Linked DNA regions of Homo sapiens: region 2 is linked to region 1. The links are chromatin loops, found by intact Hi-C in ENCODE. Cell type or tissue: MCF 10A. All regions are shown on one strand.

Region 1 (2,500 bases):
GGCCTGAGGGTCGCTCTGGGCGGGCGGAGATGGAAGCCGGCAGGTGCTCTAATCCCTCCAGGAAGCGGCGCCCCAGGACGTACGGGCCTTTCGGGCGCAATCGCCGCCCGGGCGCTGCAGCTCCCGCTTCCTCGGGGCCACTGATCGGCTCGTGAGTCCTGAGGGGAGCGGCTTCCGAGCTGGAGTCGTTGAAGCGTTAGCCTCCGAAGGGCCAAGCGCATGTTCCAGCAAGCTGATGAGTGTGGGGCAGTTCCAGCACGGACAGAGGGGTGCTCACGCTCACGCTCCCAGGGAGATGCTGGGCTCAGAGGCTCGCACAGACGCTCCTGGCCCATGGCCAGTGTCCCGCGAGTAGTGGTGTTTATCTCCGGCTTTGTGGGGCCCCGTTTCACTTGGCGGTCGGCAGAGAAGAATGGGGAGGGAAGAGCGCGACCTCCACCCTCGGCGAGGCAGGTGCTCCTTCCCGGGGCTGTGGCCGGCCAGGTCTCTGCGGGGCCTGTGGGCCAGTGGTTGCCCCTTCACGCCCTGGAAACCTCTATCAGTTCCAGGTTACTCATCTCTAAATTGGTGGCAGTAATTATAGGAGGACTCAGGTGATTTGTGGGAAAATTCTCTGCAAGTGAAATGATGGCATTGTCGTTATTTTTTATTGTTTCTATCACTGCAGTGGCTCGGGTCTAGGCTGGGGGTTGGGAGGGTCAGAACTGGGTAAAGTCTGGGGAAGACCAGGTTACTAGGAGGCAGGAGGAGTTTGTGAGACTTGAGAATCTTGTGAAGGTTTGAGATCAAACTAGTCTTGAGGGGCCTGGTCTTAGTAAGGGAAGTTTCCTGCAGAATATCTACCTACTGCTGTATCTCTTGGGGCTTCTGAGTTAGGAAGGTGGGCAGAGGAGTTGGTTCCTGGACAACTGGAGAAAACCTCAGCAGGTAGCATGCCTGGCCCAGGTACCATGAGTTCCTTATGGGACCTAATTCAAGGCCAGGGAGAAGAGGCTCCAGAGCACTATTGGAATGGCAGCCTGGCCCTGAAAAGAGGGCCACTGAAGCTGGGAAAATAGGTGTGGGATAAAGGGAGTGGCTGGACCACCTCCCCCACTTGTCAGATCCTAGACCCTGCTGGGTGTGACCTGGGGACTCTGGGAGGCAGTGTGGGCCGCTGAGGCCCGGAGTGGGGAAGTGATTGATTTGCTCAGGAATGTATTGTGCATCTCCAGTATGCTGGGTGCTGGTCTGGGCACTTGTGAATCCAGATGTGAAAGAGGCATGCCAGCTCCCCGTCTCAGCCTTGGAGGATAACCCTGAGGCAGGCTTGCCTGTTACAGCCTCATTTTCCCCAGTAATTTTAGAGAAAATGCAAGATAATCAGGGGCACGCATATTCTGTGATTCTTCACAGACAGAATGGGATGCACAGGCAGGGCTGGAAGGCAGAGGATATGGCCAGTGTGGCTTCAGCCAGCTGCAGGCACCCTCCTCAGACTCCTTGAATTCTCCCAACTCATTGGCCTCTCCCTGGGCTACACTGATGCTAAGAGTGGCCAGAAGAGGGCGATGATAAGGACAACCTGGGGGAAAAGGTAACATCTCAGTCCGCCCATCCTCTTGGAAATTGCCTGACCTGGAGAACAGCTGTCTGGAAGGCCAGCAAGCAGTTCATCAGTGTACTGAAGTCTCAGAGAAAGGACTTGCCTCTTGGCTAGCGGGACACTGCATTTCCTGGTTGCATATTTAAGGCAAACCTTTAGGGGCAGCCTCCCATTCTATCTCAGTGAAATCCTAACTCCCTGACTCTTCTGGCCAGAAGCTCTCCTTTTAGGACCTGCCTCAGGGCTGCAAAGCTAAAACACCTCCCACTGTCCCTTCTTGGTGTGGGTCTCCATTCCTACTGTGGACTCAGAATGCAGAGGGGAGGGTCTTGAATCTGTTCCTGGCTTTTCAGGATCTGTGTTACCGGGACGACTCCCCTCCTCTCTGGGCCTCAGTTCCTTACCTGCAGAATGAAAATGTCTGCCTTGTTAGAATTACAAAGTGACATGTCCAGAGAGCTTGTGCTCTTGGTCCTCATCAACCGTCTTGCCCTGGGCCTACTTCATACCTTGCAAGCACTTCAGTGTGAGCCCCCTGGCTGCTTCCTATCCAGTGTTCTATGAGTCTATGATCTTTGGTTCTAGCCCAACCTCTTAGAAGCTGAACAAACTGGTAATTTTACCATTTCTAATTTTACCATTTCACTACTTTTGCAATTTTTAATACCATTTTTACCATTTACTCTGCCACTTACAAGCTGTGTATCCTTGGGCAAATCACTTGATTTCTCTGGGCATTAGCTTCCTCATTTGTAAATGGGGATGATTCCTGATAAAGTACTTAGAACAGTGCTTGAAATATAGTTAGATACTTTTTATAAATGGATTTTCTAGAAACTGATGGAAAGAATATCTTCATGCTGACCTTAAAGCAGGTTTTAAGCTGGAAAATTTAAATTTGCTAATAGACAATCT
Region 2 (2,500 bases), 230 kb before region 1:
CAGATATAATCCCAAGGTGAGATCATCCTGGATTATCTGTTGGGTTTTTTTTTTGTTTTGTTTTGAGATTGAGTCTTGCTCTTGTCACCCAGGCTGGAGTGCAGTGGCACGACCTCAGCTTACTGCAGCCTCCGCCTCCAGGTTCAAGTGATTCTCTTGCCTCAGCCTCCGGAGTAGCTGGGATTACAGGTGTGTGCCACCACACTTGGCTAATTTTTGTATTTTTTTTTTTTTTTAATTTTAGTAGAGACAGGGTTTCACCATGTTGACCAGGCTGGTCTCGAACTCCTGATCTCAGGTGATCTGCCTGCCTTGGCCTCCCAAAGTGCTGGGATTACAGGCATGAACCACCACGCCCAGGCCATCCTGGATTATCTGGATGGACCCTAAATCCAATGACAAGTGTTCTTATAAGAGACATAGAAGAGAGACCTGGGGAAAAGAGGTGATATGAGGAGGGAGGCAGAGATCTGAGTTATGCAGCCACAAGCCAAGGAACTCCTGGAGCCACCAGAAGCTGGAAGGAGCAATGAAGGATTGTCCTCCATGTCTTCAGAGGGAGTGCCGTCCTGCTGACACCTTGATTCCAGACTTTTGGCCTCCTGAATTGTGAAAGAATAAACATCTGGTTCAGGCCTGGTGGCTCATGTCTATAATCCCAGCACTTTGGGAGGCTGAGGTGGGCAGATTGCTTGAGCCTAGGAGTTTCAGACCAGCCTGGGCAACATGGCGAAACCCTATTTCTACAAAAAAAATCCCCCCAAAATTAGCCGGATATGGTGACATGCGCTTGTAGTCCCAGCTACTTGGGAGGCTCAGGTGGGAGGATCACTTTGAGTCTGGGGGGCAGAGGTTACAGTAAGCCAAGACTGCACCACTGCATTCCAGCTTGGGTGACAGAGTGAAGCCTTATCTGAAAATTTAAAAAAAAAATTGTGTAGTTTTAAGCCATGAAATTTGTGGTAATGTGTCACAGCAGCCACGGGGAACTAATACAAGTGGCATGGGACAATTTTAGTGGCAACTCTGGGAAAAGAACCAAGATTAAAAGACATCAAGAGAGGACCCATTCAACTAAATATGTAGCATCAGACAATAGGGATGCAGACCTCACACCGACGACATACTAACCTTCTGAAACCAAGTCACACAGAGAGGGAAGTAGGTCAGTAGAACCGACAGGACATCAGGGTAGGAAACCAAAGAGGCCGTGTTGCCTGAAGTGAGGGATGCCGGCCATCTCAGATCCTGCCCCAGCAATGGCAAAATGGATCTCTCAGATGCTGGGAGATTAGACAGAGATATACAAAGAACGAGCACATTTCTGTTAGAATAGGAAAAAATAAAAAATAAAAGGGAAATGGTCAAGAGGTAGGAAGATATAGCTTCCTCTCAAGGAGCCAATAGCCACTGGGGTGTGCTGTTTTCTCATGATCAAAGGTTTGAGAGGGATGACTCACAAGCCTCTACTGAAGGGTCTCACAGAGAAATGCACCAAAAAGAAAGGGTATGGAAGCAACCTAAGTGTCCAGTACCAGAGGACAGGTGAAATGATAGCACAGCCGCACAACAGGGCATGATGCAGCCACAGTGCTGTGGATGAATGTTCACTCAATTGAAATATGTTCAAGACATATTAAGTGCAGAAAGCAAGCGTGAAACAGTAGGTACAATGTAATCCTGTTCCTCATATGTAAAATGCAGATGAAGGTAATAGTAGTTACCCTATAGAATTGTTACAAGCATTTGATTAATATATGCAAAGTGCTTGGCAGTACCTAGAACATGTAGATGCTGTACAGCATCACTGTTTTATCATCACTTATTTTTTTTTAATTCTTAACATTTTTATTTTATTTATTTATGTTTAGACAGAGTCTTGCTCTGTCACCCAGGCTGGAATGCAGTGGTGCAATCTCGGTTCACTGCAACCTCCACCTCCCAGGTTCAAGTGATTCTCGAGCCTCAGCCTCCCAAGTAGCTGGGACTATAGGTGCATGACCCCATGCCCAGCTAATTTTTGTATCTTATTTTATTTTTGAGATGAAGTTTCACTCTTGTTGCCCAGGCTGGAGTGCGATGGTGTGATCTTGGCTCACTGCAACCTCCACCTCCCGGGTTCAAGAGATTCTCCTGCCTCAGCCTCTCGAGTAGCTGGGATTACAGGGGCCCGCCACCACGCCCAGCTAATTTTTGTATTTTTAGTAGAGACAGGGTTTCACCATGTTGATCAGGTGGGTCTCAAACTCCTGACCTCAAGTGATCGGCCCGCCTCGGCCTCCCAAAGTGCTGGGATTACAGGCATGAGCCACCGTGCCCGGCCTAAAACAATTTTTTTTTTAATATGGAATGCTTCGTGAATTTGCATGTCATCCTTGCACAGGGGCCATGCCAATCTTCTCTGTATTGTCCCAATTTTAGTATATGGGCTGCCGCAGTGAGCACTATCATCGCTTCTTTTAAGTATTCAGGTCCACTGTTCTGACCCTTGGGGGTCAAT

Evidence for each region. A loop is a pair of places that touch in the nucleus more often than their neighbours do. Peaks named below come from ENCODE experiments on the same cell type or tissue, not always from the same donor. Only the 100,000 strongest peaks of a DNase experiment are listed, where the experiment ranks them.
Region 2: a loop joins it to region 1, with 7 times the contacts of the local background. A loop is called at or near these places in 3 of 110 quality-filtered maps.

What each region holds. Positions count from the first base shown.
Region 1 is chr10:96,510,443-96,512,942 of GRCh38, reverse strand. All of the region lies in intron 1 of TLL2 (tolloid like 2), which reads left to right. Among named protein-coding and RNA genes, the nearest start is that of TLL2, 2.2 kb to the left of the region's middle. RefSeq lists an enhancer at 426-945. In MCF 10A, a CTCF peak has its summit at 1,533 (motif pointing right); a DNase peak (open chromatin) is centred at 1,532.
Region 2 is chr10:96,743,112-96,745,611 of GRCh38, reverse strand. It overlaps the pseudogene RNU6-1274P. Among named protein-coding and RNA genes, the nearest start is that of PIK3AP1, 24 kb to the right of the region's middle. RefSeq lists an enhancer at 1,473-1,522. In MCF 10A, a CTCF peak has its summit at 1,400; no DNase peak of the experiment used is centred here.